Regions from separate parts of the Homo sapiens genome. Here regions 2 and 3 are each linked to region 1. Evidence: read pairs that join two places in POLR2A ChIA-PET (ENCODE). Cell type or tissue: K562. All regions are shown on one strand.

Region 1 (5,000 bases):
ATTGCGCCATTGCACTCCAGCCTGGGAGACAGAGCGAGACTCCAACTCAAAAAAAAAAAAATGGTAGTTTTTTTCTTCTTTATACTCTCCTGTACTTTCCTAATTTTCTATAGTGAACATGTATTACTTTAATAATCAAGGAGGGGAAGACCACAAAAATAACAGCTAAAATAATCCTTGTTTTAATCTGTGAATAAATCATCCTTAATTACAGCATCACTGACCCTTACCTGACCATGACTGGTTGTTGGTTCTTCCTCCAACAAAAGTTTCTCTTTCAAGCTTTTAATTGAGCTTTCCTGGAAATCCTTGGTTTTTGAGTGCCAGTCAGATGCCCTAGACTCCTGCCTCTCCTCTTTGTCTTCATCTCCCATATCTTCTGAGATGCATTCATTTTTCTCACTAGCCTGCTCTCCTTGGCCACATTCATTCTGGATCAGAGAAGGAGGTCTAGGTAACACTGGTTCCCCAAAACCTTTTTTATTAAGGAGCTGCCTCTGAGCCATTTTCAGGCTCTTTTGATAAACCTCCAACTGGCAGAGAATGACCTTGGTATACTGGTTAGGGTCTACTCCATCAGGGCAGAATGGAATACCCCAGAAATAGTTCACAGTGCCCCCAGTGTCCTGGAGACCTTTGGCATCTGCTAGGGTAGGTAGACAGTGCCTAGATGTGTCCCCGCTACCCTGGACAGCTTTGAGAAAAGCAGAACCCCTCCCAGTACTTTCCTGTGGCTTCCCACACTGTGTGTGCTCAGCCGAGTGGCCAGTACATCTGTCAAAAGATTTAACGTTCACATTCTCAAACACTGGCTGGCTTGACTGGTCCCAGCTTCCTGAGCTGCCAGAGACCGGCTCCTCTTCAGTTTTTTCAGTGTGGTCCCAAGGCTCCTCTCTTTCCTCAGCCTCGTTTCCCTGACTGATATGTGAGCCTTTAAACAGTGATGGAGGTACCAGCTGCCATATGCCTGTAGGTATTTGAGAAAAAGTAGGGCTAAGGACAAACTTTTTTATTAAGAGGGCTTGGTAAGTTATCACTTACCAAGAATTACATAATATGGGTAAGAAAGGCTCTTCTTTGGGTTTAACCAAATGTTGGTTTTTCCTTGGAGATAAAAGTATGCCGGATATTCTTATGATCTCAACTACTTCCTGATTTAACTTCTTTATTATCACCAAAAGGATCTGGGGTATTTCCGTGTATCTACTCTCAGCATGAGATCCCTGTGGTACAGTTATACTTGATGAATGGAAGGAGTCAGAACAGGGAGACATGCCTTCAGTGAGCCCAGAGTCTGTGGTTTTCTCTTGATGGGACTGGGAAGACGGTCCAGTGGCCAGAGGTCGAGATCTGGTAGCGGAAGCATCAGAAGGCCGGCAACTCTGAAACAAGTGATCCCATACCAGACCAGGTTTATTATTAAAATAACTATATATGAAGGGTCACAGGAAGGACAAAATGGGAGGCCACCGTTCATAAGACTTTCTCTTTCTAAAATGTAAATGGCTCAATTTAATTTCACAGCATATGCTGAATGTCTATGTGCAAAGTGTTGTACTAGATCACTATACTAAACCCTTTTTTAAAACAGGGAGGCAAATGGCATAAAAAGATGGTTCAGGACCTGCCACTGGCAAGTATCCTTCACATTTAAAATCATTTCAGGCTGGGCGAGGTGGCTAATGCTTGTAATCCCAGCACTTTGGGAGGCTGAGGCAGGCAGATCACCTGAGGTCAGGAGTTCCAGACCAGCCTGGCCAACATGGTGAAACCCAGTCTCTACTGAAAATACAAAAAATTAGCTGGGTGTGGTGGTGGGGGCTTATAATCCCAGCTACTTGGGAGGCTAAGGCAGGAGAATTGCTTGAACCCAGGAGGCGGAGTTTGCAGTGAGCCAAGATTGTGCCACTGCACTCCAGCCTGGGCAATGGAGTGAGACTCCATCTCAAAAAAAAAAAAAAAAAAAAAAAATTCAGTTGTGCATATTCAAATGACAATTTAACTTTATTTCATTATTTTTTTAAAACTGCCCATTCTTTCTTCCCATAATCCACCTCTAGTTCTCATTCCCTTTGCTCTCCCACAATACTAGAGAAGTTAGCATCTTATCTTGCTGCCTTCTGGTTCTTGGTATTCAGTAAGTCTTTTCAGAAGCTGTCAACTTATGATAATTCTTTCAACCATGAACTAAAAAATCCATGGGGTGGAAGAAAACTCTTTCATATAGAATTAACAAAATACTTTAAATTGGGTTAACCAACAATTCAACACAGACTTTAAAAAATTACTATGGGAATTTTTGTTAGGTGAAAACCCTATAAATGACTACAGCTAGTTCCTAATGCAACTACAACACCACAGAAGTCAAAAATATAGCTGATCAATCTCCACAAACTTTTGCAACATGGCATATTTACATTCAGGCTTTCAGCAATGGCTTTCCTCAAGAGCTCCTCTTCTTCCTCCTCCTGGCTGTTCACCTCCCTAGCTTCCTGCTCACTCATTTTGAGAGCCAGAGCAAACTGTTCTTCTTCTGTCATCTCTGTAAGAGGATAGGGAAAAGAGAAGGAGGAACACCACAAACACTGAATAATCATGGAGGCAAGAAAGAGAATTATTAAACTTTTCAACTGAAGACACTACCAGACCACTTAGTACAATTTTATAATCTTGTAAATGAGGAAAACCCCAGAAGGAAAGGTGTTGGCCAAGATAATTAGCAGCAGTTACAACAAGAATCTTGGGTTAACTAGGCTGTAAGCTCCCATGAAGGCAGAGTTTTTACCTACACTGTTCACTGTTATACCTCCAGCACATAAAAAAGTGCAGGGCACATGGTACGTAATAAATATCTGCTAAATGAATAAACAGAGGAATTAATGCCCACTCTAGAGCTTTTTGCTAAATACCGCAACGCTTTATGCTCAACATTTAGCCAGAACAATTTTACTCTTCAGAATCCTCTGATTTACCCAGTAGAAAAGAACATCCCTAGTGACAAGAATGTGGTCTCCAGACACCATTTTTCATTTAAAAGGAACCGGGGTACACTGAAGAAATGGCTGGGTCCCAAGTCCAAAGCATGAAATGAACAAGATGAGCTAGAATATTTGTCACTGTATTAGACACTACTAGACACTATTAAGCAAAGACTCTATTAGACACTACTAGAGTCATATCGAAAGAACTTAGGAGCCAATTAAATAAAGTCCTCACTGGCCAAAAATGGAACCGAAGCATCAATAAAGATAATGAATGCAATGCTTTAAATCACATCAAATATATTTAAATCTGTAAGTTAAGGCCAGGCGTGGTGGCTCACGCCTGTAATCCCACCACTGTGGGAGGCCAAGGTGGGAGGATCATGTGAGGTCAGGAATTCGAGACCATCACGGACAACATGGTGAAACCCTGTCTCTACTAAAAACACAAAAATTAGCCAGGCATGGTGGTGGGTGCCTGTAATCCCAGCTACTTGGGAAGCTGAGGGAGGAGAATCACTTGAACCCGGGAGGCGGAGGTTGCAATGAGCTGAAACCATGCCATTGCACTCCACCCTAGGTGACAAAAGCAAGACTCCATCTCAAAAAAACCAAAAACAAAAACAACTGTAAGTTCATACTAATATTTTTTAAAAATACATAGACTAACCAGTCACTGTTGAAGAATGTCAGTGAATCCACTATTTGAAAACTGATAAAATAATAGAATTGCTTTTATCCTACTTTTTCTACACAAGCTATACTACTGGGTAACCAAGCAAATTAAAAGCTCCTCTTTATAGAATTATTACAGGCCAGGCGCGGTGGCTCACGCCTGTAATCCCAGCACTTTGGGAGGCCAAGGTAGGCGGATCATGAGATCAGGAGATCGAGACCATCCTGGCTAACACGGTGAAACCCCGTCTCTACTAAAAAAATACAAAAAATCAGCCAGGCATGGTGGTGAGCGCCTATAGTCCCAGCTACTCACGAGGCTGAGGCAGGAGAATGGCGTGAACCCTGAAGGCAGAGCTTGCAGTGAGCAGAGATGCGCCACTGCACTCCAGCCTAGGCAACAGAGTGAGACTCCGTCTCAAAAAAAAAAAAAAATCAATTCTACAAAAAGGTCAATAAAATGCATAAACCTCGGCCAGGAGCGGTGACTCATGCCTGTAATCCCAGCACTTTGGGAGGCCAAGCCAGGCAGATCACCTGAGGTCAGGAGTTTGAGACCAGCCTGGCCTACATGGTGAAACCTCATCTCTACTAAAAATACAAAAATTAGCTGGGCGTGGTGGCAGGCGCCTGTAATCCCAGCTACTCGGGAGGCTGAGGTAGGAGAATCGCTTAAACCCGGGAGGCGGAGGTTGCAGCGAGCCAAGATCACGCAACTGCGCTCTAACCTGGGCGACAGAACAAGACTCCATCTCAAAAAATTAAAAAATTAAAAAATTAAAATGCATAAACCTCTTAACTGCTCAAGAACAAAAACACAACAACAATTAACAATACCGACAATAAAAGAGGAAACAAGATTATAAATTCTACAGTCACTAAAAGAATAAATAAGGGAATACTATGAATGATTTTATACCAGTAAGTCTGGCAACTTCTTTTTTTTTTTTTTTGAAATGGCGTCTCTCTCTGTTGCCCAGGCTGGAGTGCAGTGGCGTGATCTCAGCTCACTGCAACCTCTGCCTCCCAGGTTCAAGCGATACTCCTCCCTCAGCCTCCGAAGTAGTTGGGATTATAGGTGCCTGCCACCAGGCCCGGCTAATTTTTGTATTTTTAGTAGAGACGAGGTTTCACCATGTTGGCCAGGCTGGTCTCAAACTCCTGACCTCAGGTGATCCACCCGCCTCGGCCTCCCAAAGTGCTGGGATCACAGGCATGAGCCACTGGGCATGGCCAAGTCTGGCAACTTCTATCATGCATTCTCAACAAGAGTGATACCATCCCCAAGTGGACAAAAATTGGTTCTTGGAGGCAAAAATAAAATAAAATAAAAATCTTTTTATA
Region 2 (5,000 bases), 280 kb after region 1:
CAATCACAGCAGGGTTAGAACTAACATTGCATGCAGTCCGCCCGAGTGATTGGCTGAACATCTGTAAGTGCTTAATGGCTAGACAAATAGCAGCCCAGAGGGAGGGGGTCAAATGGAAGAGACATCAATAATACAGATGTGGGACATTATTTTTTCTTTGCAAGGGAGAACTAATGCCTCACAGGACGGCCACAAGCCCCAAGGAGACTGTTGAGGAAGGTGTAGAACACGATCCCGGGATGCCTGCCTCTAAAAAAATGCAGGGTGAACGCGGTGGAGGAGCTGCACTCAAGGAGAATGTCTGTCAGGTAGAGAAATGTTTGCCCACTTGTGTTTTCATTGCATGTTCATCTTTAAAGGGAAACCCACTCCATCTCTTTATGATGGTTTCTTGGTAGAATAACAATGCTTTTGGATGATTCCAGTGGAGTCACTTTCTTTAAGGATTTGACCCCTTTTTTTCTCCCCACAAAGAAAGATACTTGGAGAAATAGTTTAGTGTTGGTGAACCACGTGCCCTTAAGGCCCATGAAGGAATATATGCCGCGAAACAAGTCTGAGATGGAATATGTGAATCTCTGGTTGCTTATTCAAATATAATTCTCCAGTACTTCTCATGGTGTCACAATCTTTGGGTTTGTAAGAAACTTTTCAAGGGTAATTTTAGCTTTGAGATGTTTTTCCTTTAATGTGGTGACTTTAGAAAGCCTACCACCTATATTGTTTTATTTATTTAATAAATATTTGTAGAGTATTTACTATGTATGAAGTATTGTTCCAAGCACTTTATAAATATTACATTATTTAGTCATCCTAATAATCTCATAAGTAGAGTTCTATGATTATTCCCATTTTGCAGATGAGGAAACTAAATTACAGAGAGGATAAATAGCTTGTTTATATTCATGAGAGAAGCCTGGATTTAAACTTCGGCAGTCTGGATTTAGAGTCTCCCTCTCCGTTTTTCTAACCTTTAAGCTCCGTTGGACTTGGTTGGTTTAGAGTCTTAACCATTTTGTTGGATTGCCTCTCTGTGAGATAGGGGATTCCACTTTATTGTTAGAGACTTGAAGTCTTTGTGAGTAGAGTCAATGACCATTTGAATATATATATTTTTAATGGTCTTGATTTACCTATGTAATTCTTAAAATTTAGTATATACAAACTTGAAGTTAGGCAATGCGCAGTGGCTCATACCTACAATCACAGTGCTTCTGGAAGCTGAGGCAGCAGGATTGCTTGAGGCCAGGAGTTCTAGACCAGTCTGGGCAGCACAGCGAGACCCCTGTCTCTATTTTTAAAAAATTTGTCTTTTTTTTAAATTAGCCAGCTGTAGTGGCTCATACCTGTAGCCCAACAGGTCAAGATTACAGACTTGTCTTTTAAATAAACAAAAAACTTGAGGATGTTAGTTTTTCTTTTTTCTTTTTTATTAATTAATTATTTATTTATTTATTTATTTATTTTTGAGACGAAGTCTCGCTCTGTCGGCCAGGCTGCAGTGCAGTGGCGCGATCTCTGCTCACTGCAAGCTCCGCCTCCTGGGTTCACGCCATTCTCCTGCCTCAGCCTCCCATTCTCCTGCCTCAGCCTCCTGAGTACCGGGACTATAGGCACCCGCCACCATGTCCAGCTAATTTTTTGTATTTTTTGGTAGAGATGGGGTTTCACCGTGTTGGCGAGGATGGTCTCGATCTCCTGACCTCGTGATCTGCCCGCCTCGGCCTCCCAAAGTGCTGGGATTACAGGCGTGAGCCACCACGCCCGGCCAGTTCTTCTTTTTTAAATTGAAACCATAGGCCAAGCACAGCACTAATCTCAGCACTTTGTGAGGCTGAGGTGGGTGGATCATTTGAGCCCAGGAATTTGAGACCAGCCAGGCAACATGGTAAAACCCTGTCTCTGCCAAAAATACAAAAATTAGCCAGGCATGACAGTTCGTGCCTGTAATTCCCCTGCTGGGGAGGCTGAGGTCATTGGATCACCTGAAGCTGGGGAGGTAGAGGCTTTAGTGAGCCATGGTCATGCCACTGCACTCCCACCTGGGTGACTGAGACCCTATCTCACAAATAATAAATAGTAATAGATAAATAAGTTGAGATCTCTAAAAAAGTAAACTCAGACCAGAAAATGTTATTGTGGCCAATATAATTTCAATCCAGTTTCTTTGCCTATTATCTTCACTATTACATTCTTGGACCAGATCCCAAACAACAGTCTTAATCCTCAAAAACAGTTATGCCCATTATTTACTTAGTGAGACAAGTCAGAGTGTAAATACATTTTACAAAGATCATTTAATGAAAAGGTTAAAGGTAAGGTGACCCTGTGGTCCTGGCTTGTCTGGATCAGTCTTTGTGTAGGTCCCTTGTGCTGTCACAATTTATTAATAGCACTTCTTTTCACTCTCAGGTGTCCCGGTTTGAAAGATAAATTACGTGGTTATCCCAGTTGAATAATTAGTCTATAACATTTAGTTAATGCAAAAACTTTATTTCTAATTCACGTTGTAATTAACGTTTTCCTATTTAAGTGCTGAAGGTCAGTTTTTTTTTTTTTTTACCATATATAGAAACGTTATTGGCACTCTGAATATGCAAAGTACAATATATAGTGCTATTTTTCAGTTTTTATATGTGAATAGTAGATAATGGGGAGTCAGACATTTGAGGATATCTCAGACTATAGGTTGATAAAGTCCCTGAGTTCCCCTATCAATTCCAGGCTACCTCTCTAACCTTTCTCCCTAAAGCTGTCCTGTTTTTTATTTAAGCTTTGATTCTTAAGTGATCAAGACCTATTCTGTTTCTATGAGTTCTTGAAGCTAAAACTTACTTAGTCACCTTTCCCCTTGTTTGCTTTTCATAGTAGTACAAGGCTTTAAAAATATTTGGGCTGGGTGCGGTGGCTCACACCTGTAATCCCAGCACTTTGGGAGGCCAAGGTGGGTGGATCATGAGGTGAGGAGTTTGAGACCAGCCTGGCCAACGTGGTGAAACCCCATCTCTACTAGAAATACAAAAATTAGCTGGGCATGGTGGCGCATGCCTGTAATCCCAGCTACTCGGGAGGCTGAGGCAGGAGAATCACTTGAACCCGGGTGGCAGAGGTGGCAGTGAGCCAAGATTGCGCCATTGTACTCCATCCTGGGCGACAGAGCAAGACTTCCTCTCAAAAAAAAAAAAAAATTGATAAATCTTACAATGTTTTATAGTGACAGATGCCCATTGTTATTTCCTAAGCGCCTGTCTTAAGTGAGGCCCTATCTTAGCTGAGATTATTTCAGAAAAGTGATCTCTCTCTGGGATGGTTGTAGGTATGTCCCAAAAGGGCTGTTTAGACCTTGGTGGGAGCTCTTTTGGAACTTTATGATCCAACTCTAGCTAGCCAGTGTCTGTTGCTTGAACCATTCAGTAGCTTTCTGGTTTATCTCTATGCTCTTTTCTGACCTTTCTACTCTTGAACTCGTTTTCCATGTAGCAGTCAGAACAGTCTTTTTAAAAATGAATACCTGATTTTAGCTTTCCTTTGTTAAAGCTCTCCAATGGTACACCTTTGTAACTAGACTAAAATCTACAACTACGGGCCCTTGCCTCTTTCTCACCTCCTTTTCTGCCACTTTTAACCTTTGTTTACTTTAACCCACTGACACTGGTTTTACTCTTGATTCTCAAACATGGAAAAACAGATAGATGTTTTCTTTCTCTTAACAGAATTGTGAAAAATTGGGTGAGCTGCTGTTATGTGAGGCTCAGTGCTGTGGGGCTTTCCACCTGGAGTGCCTTGGATTGACTGAGATGCCAAGAGGAAAATTTATCTGCAATGAATGTCGCACAGGTAAAGTAGATATCGAACGGTCTTCCTCCAAAGAAAGTTTGAATTTTAAGTTTTTCAGGAAAGACATTTATTGGAGACACTATTTTGTGGCAACACTGGGCTAGTTGTTACAGATATAGAAATGGTGCTGTGGGGTCACTGCTTTCAGAAAAGCTACCAAGTGAATAATAAATGGGTAGCATAATACAGTGCAAAAAGCATTGTGTTGGTGATACATTTAGAATGTAATGTAAGCAAAGATGAGCTGATGCCATAGAGGAAGATATCTGTGTTTAGCTTTAAGAGAGAAAGAGAAATTGATGTCGGGAGGGGAAGTGCAGAAGGTCTAGTAATGAAAGCGTGTAAAACATTTGGGGAATATGGAATACAGGCCAATGTGTTTATAGAGTTTAGGATATTTTAGGTAAAAGGCATAGGCAGTAACTAAGAGGGCTTCTTGGTTACTGGTAATATTTTATATTTCTTAATCTGCGTAGTGATTACATGAGCATGTTTACTTCATCAACTATACTCTTAGGATGCGTGTACTTTATGGTGTGTACATTATACATCGATAAAAATATTTACCAAAAAAGTAAAAAGATTATTTGCGGGTTATAATGCTTAGATTGGGTTAGAAAATAGGAATAGTCAGCTGAGACCAGCTGGTAAAGCACTTCATAAAGCTGCGCTAAAGTAAAGTGTTCTTTTTTTTTTTTTTTTTTTTTTTTTTTTTTAATAAGAGATGAGGTCTTGTTGTCCAGGTTTGAGTACAGTGGCGTGATCATAGCTCATTGTAGTCTTGAGCTCCTGGGCTCAAGCAATCCTCCCAACTCAGCTTCCCAAGTAGCTGGGACTGCAACCACTTGCCACCATGCGTGGGCAATTTTTTTTATTTTTTGTTGAGAAAGGGGGTCTTACTATGTTGCCCAGGCTGGAAAGTGTTCTCTCGCTCTCTCTCTCCCTTTTTTTTTTTTTTTTCTTAGCATGATGTGTAGATGTTACAGCATGTAAACAGTGAAGAAATCAGGGCTGAGGTATAGATCTTATGCCTGTAAGTCATTGAAGCTGCACATCTGGATGATACTTCCCAAAGAAAAAGTGTCATTAGGGTAGGATAATGGTCAGTGACACTACCTGGGCGTATATGCTCTTATAACGAGTTACTGGAAGGAGAGGAGGAG
Region 3 (5,000 bases), 76 kb after region 1:
CAGCAGGAATGGCCAAAGCAAAGCAAGGAAGCATCAGAGAATAAAGTGGGGGATGGTGAGTAGAGTCTGGGACAAAGTAGCTGGAGAAGAATCTAGAAAGTAGGTTGGGGTTAATGTGTGAGGGGGGCCATAAATGCCTGTTCTGTTATGGGCAGTGGGGAACCATTGAAGATTTTCTGGTGGGGCAGTGGTATGATCAGACCTGTGTTCTTTCTTCCAACCAGAAGAGCAGCAGAAGCAAAGACAAGAACCAGTGCTGCCCCATCTGTAACATGACCTTTTCCTCCCCTGTCGTGGCCCAGTCGCACTACCTGGGGAAGACCCACGCAAAGAACTTAAAGCTGAAGCAGCAGTCCACTAAGGTGGAAGGTACTGGTTTTCCTGAGTAGTGCTATAGTGGGACCCCTGCCGTCCTCAGGGCACTACTGCCAGGGGCTCACAGAGATCCTCACTGAGGCCACAGACTTGAAGAAGTTGAATTGCTTTTGAGAACCCTTAAAAATCTCCAAGTAGACCCAGCTTCACTGAAATGCAATCTCAGAATTATGCTCACCTAACCTCCCTTTCTTTGGTTATAGGTTTTTCTCTATAGGCTGAGCTTTTGTCCTGACTAATAATTATAACTCAGGAGTGCCAAAGTCCTCCAGGCCACGCATACCATGAGAGCATTCTATCTCCTACCTCTCCCACTAGATTTTTCCATCCCAGCATCCACCTGCCCTTATTACTGCATGTTCCAAGTTGAAAGCTAAATCCTTGTCTTTTTCACATGCTCAGGTTATGGCCTACTCACTTTAATCCTCAAAAGCTGCCTGTTCTCCTCAAGACAGGGACTTGCCTTTCAAAGCTGAATACTTCAGTGCTGCTACTACTGCCCCACAATCTGTAACTGCCATGAATTCATTCCCAGTACAGTGACTTCTGAAATAGCCCCCTTTATCTCGTCACGACTAGGGCTCAGCCCTCACTTTCATCTCATTAACTCCTGACTTTCTGGGGTTTTAACCTCTGCTAATTGCAATTAGTCAAGAGTGAAAGTTCTTTGATGTTTATTTCATTGTTTTCTTGATAATTTTTGCTTCTCTATTTTGGACCAAGAAGTAGACTACACTATTAGTAATACTATTATCCTTTTTGTGTTTACTGACAACTGTGTTTTGGAAGCCTTCAAAGGTAGGGTGAAAAATCACTCATAATTTTTTTTTTTTGAGATGGAGTCTCGCTCTGTTGCCTAGGTTAGAGTGCAGTGGCATGATCTCGGCTCACTGCAAGCTCTACCTCCCAGGTTCATGCCATTCTTCAGCCTCAGCCTCCCAAGTAGCTGGGACTACAGGTGCCCACCACCATGCCCAGCTAATTTTTTTGTATTTTTTAGTAGAAACGGGGTTTCACTGTGTTAGCCAGGATGGTCTCAAACTCCTGACCTCGTGATCCACCTGCCTCGGCCTCCCAAAGTGTTAGGAATACAGGCATAAGCCACCACGCCGGCCAAAACCTTTTTTTTTAAATAGAGATGGCTTCTCACTATATTGCTCAGGCTGGTCTTGAACTCCTGGCCTTAAGTGATACTCCCATCTCAGCTTCCCAGAGTGCTGGGATTACAGGCATGAGCCACCACACCTGGCCACTCATAATTACACCTTTTTATCACACCCACATCTAGTTATTCATGGTATGAAACAGCAGAATGTGGACTTTGAAGTCACAGAGTCCCAGGTTTAAAGCCTGGCACTGTTACTGTTTATATGACTTTTTTGTGTCTGAACTGCCTAACCTATAAAATGATAATAATACTGTCTACTTCATCGGTTGTGAGGATACAATAATGTGTATTAAAAACACAGGACATAGGCCGGGCATGGTGGCTCATGCCTGTTGTAATCCCAGCACTTTGGGAGGCTGAGGTGGGCAGATCACTTGAAGTCAGGAGTTCAAGACCAGCCTGGTCAACACGGTGAAACCCAATCTCTACTAAAAATAACAAAAATTAGCTGGGTGTGGTGGCACGAGCCTGTAGTCCCAGCTTCTTGGGAGACTGAGGCAAGAGAATCGCTTGAACCCGGGAGCTGGAGGTTGCAGTGAGCTGAGATCGCACCATTGTACACCAGCCTGGGGGACAGAGCAAGACCTCGTCTCAAAAAAAAAAAAAAAAAAACCAATTTTATAAGGTCACAGACTTCTCTTCCCACAAATGGGAAAATTCTCTGCATTATGCCTTGTCCCTGAAATTTCATACTCGAGATTATTTTCCATATTCACTTTCAGCTTTTGCCACATACTTTGTTTTTATATAGTTGTGATCATAATGCAGGTACCCTTTATATCCCGCTTTTACTTTTCATTTAATTTTACAGCTTAAGCACATTTCCATGTTATTACACAACTTTATAACTATATTTCTGAAATTAAACACTTTTTAATGTAAAGTAATATAATCATGTTGTAAGAGATAAGGAAAACATGGATAAATGGAAAGAAAAGTTACCCATAATTTTACCATTCACAGATAAACACTGTTAACATTTTGGTTTCTCCTATAATCTGTTTCTCCTATAATCTTATTGTTATATGTATCTTTGTATATCTGTGTGTATATTCGTTTTGTGTATATCTAGGTTAACTCCGTGTATATGTGCATATAAACATAGACTACTTTAAATAACTTTCATGTTTTTATAAAAACAATGCATACTCATTATGAATAATTCCACTTCAAACAATTGCAAAAGATACAAAGAAGAAAGTAAAATATCACCTAAATCCTACACCAAGAGAGAAATACTGTTAATATGTTGGTGATGTTTTAAAATACCAGTATGCACATATGGATTACACGTGTGGGGTTTTTAAAATTTTTTTATTTATTTTTATTTATTTATTTATTTATTTATTTATTTATTTTGAGATGAAGTCTTGCTCTGTCACCCAGGCTGGAGTGCAGTGGCACGATCTCGGCTCACTGCAACCTCCGCCTCCTGGGTTCAAGCGATTCTTCTGCCTCAGCCTCCCAAGTAGCTGGGACTACAGGCGCGTGCCACCGCGCCTGGCCAATTTTTGTGTTTTTATTAGAGACGGGGTTTCACTATGTTGCCCAGGCTGGTCTTGAACTCCTGGCCTCAAACAATGATCTTACCGTATGGTATGTACAATTGCCTTTTTTGTTTGTTTGTTTTTTGTTTTTTTTTTTTTTTGAGATGGAGTCTCCCTCTTTTGCCCAAGCTGGAGTGAAATGGCGCAATCTCAGCTCACTGCAACCTCTGCCCCACCAGGTTCAAGCAATTCTCCTGCTTCCACCTGCTGAATAGCTGGGATTACAGGTGCCCACCACCATACCCGGCTAATGTTGTTTTTTTGTTTTTTTGAGATGGAGTTTTGCTGTCGCCTAGACTGGAGTGCAGTGGTGCAACCTTGACTCACTGCAACCTCCACCCTCTGGGTTCAAGCAATTCTCTTGACTCAGCCTCCTGAGTAGCTGGGACTACCGGCACCTGCCACCACGCCCAGTTAATTTTTGCATTTTTAATAGAGACAGGGTTTCAACATATTGCTCAGGCTGGTCTTGAATTCCTGACCTCAGGTGATCCACCCACCTCAGCCTCCCAAAGTTCTGGGATTACAGACATGAGCCACCGTGCCCTGCCTAATTTTTGTATTACTAGCGATGGGGTTTCGGCATGTTGGCCAGGCAGATCTCTAACTCCTGATCTCAGGTGATTCACCCGCTTCTGCCTCCCAAAGTGCTAGGATTACAGACATGAGCCACCGCACCTGGCCATACAATTGCCTTCTATATGTTTTTTATTTAATATGACATTTGTATTTCCCCATGTTATTAAAAAATTCTTTATAAGCATTTTTAGTGACTGCATCGTACTACATTTAATATTCGTCTAATGCTGAACATTTAATCTCCCCACCCCCCACTTTTTGGTGTTACAGATAACACTACAGTGAACATCTCTGTAGAACACTTTATTACATTTCAGGTTATTTTCTGAGAACAGACTCTATATCCCTCATTTTATTGGATGCGCATTAAATGGTTCTAGACTTACTTACACTTTCACTTCTGATGCTTCTGTTCAGTATCTCAAAGAATGACCGTTCTCTCTTAACAACCATTATACCTCTTTTCTGATGTTAAAAATCTACATTCATTACAGAAAAGTTGGAAAATAGTAGGCCGGGTGCTCACGCCTGTAATTCCAGCACTTTGGGAGGCTGAGGCGGGTGGATCACCTGAGGTCAGGAGTTTGAGACCAGCCTGACCAACATGGAGAAACCCCATCTCTACTAAAAATACAAAATTAGCTGGGCATGGTGGCGTATGCCTGTAATCCCATCTACTTCGGAGACTGAAGCAGGAGAATCGCTTGAACCCCAGAGGCAGAGGTTGCAGTGAGTCAAGATCGTGCCATTGCACTCCAGCCTGGGCAACAAGAGCAAAACTCCATCTCAAAAAGAAAAAAAAGAAAGGAAAAGTCGGAAAATAGTGAAACACACTCTACTCTCTGTGCTTTTGATCTTTTTTCCATGCTGTCACCTATGCGTTTGTTGTTGTTCTATAAAATTGAGGACATAAGAAGCAGATTGATGTGTAACTTGTTTTTTTCTTTTTTTTTCTTTTTTTTTTTTTTTGAGACAGAATTTCACTCTTTTCGCTCAGAGTGGAGTGCAATGGCGCAATCTCAGCTTACTGCAGCCTCCGCCCACCTGTTCAAGCAGTTCTCCTGCCTCAGCCTCCTGAGTAGCTGGGATTACAGGCATGCACTACCACACCCAGCTAATTTTGTATTTTTTTAGTAGAGACTGAGTTTCACCATGTTGGCCAGGCTGGTCTCAGAACTCCTGAGTCAGATTATCTGCCTGCCTCAACCTCCCAAAGTGCTGGGATTACAGGCACAAGCCATTGCGCCTGGCCTGTAACTTGCTTTTTTTACACTCAACACCACAAACAGAATATTTTCTCATATTATAAAATATTCTACAACATGTACATT

Evidence for each region. ChIA-PET counts read pairs that join two places held together with the same protein. Peaks named below come from ENCODE experiments on the same cell type or tissue, not always from the same donor. Only the 100,000 strongest peaks of a DNase experiment are listed, where the experiment ranks them.
Region 2: POLR2A ChIA-PET joins it to region 1 with 5 read pairs; 2 of 35 experiments call an interaction of 5 or more read pairs at or near these places.
Region 3: POLR2A ChIA-PET joins it to region 1 with 7 read pairs; 5 of 35 experiments call an interaction of 5 or more read pairs at or near these places.

Annotation. Positions count from the first base shown.
Region 1 is chr5:176,968,325-176,973,324 of GRCh38, forward strand. UIMC1 (ubiquitin interaction motif containing 1) reads right to left here. Exons shown (of 15, transcript NM_001199298.2): 4 at 2,418-2,542; 5 at 1,277-1,382; 6 at 231-967. Among named protein-coding and RNA genes, the nearest start is that of UIMC1, 36 kb to the right of the region's middle. In K562, no CTCF peak of the experiment used is centred here; a DNase peak (open chromatin) is centred at 2,117.
Region 2 is chr5:177,248,017-177,253,016 of GRCh38, forward strand. It overlaps NSD1 (nuclear receptor binding SET domain protein 1), which reads left to right. Exons shown (of 23, transcript NM_022455.5): 11 at 165-308; 12 at 3,714-3,837. Among named protein-coding and RNA genes, the nearest start is that of RAB24, 53 kb to the right of the region's middle. In K562, no CTCF peak of the experiment used is centred here; no DNase peak of the experiment used is centred here.
Region 3 is chr5:177,044,165-177,049,164 of GRCh38, forward strand. It overlaps ZNF346 (zinc finger protein 346), which reads left to right. Exons shown (of 7, transcript NM_012279.4): 4 at 225-369. Among named protein-coding and RNA genes, the nearest start is that of ZNF346, 24 kb to the left of the region's middle. In K562, no CTCF peak of the experiment used is centred here; no DNase peak of the experiment used is centred here.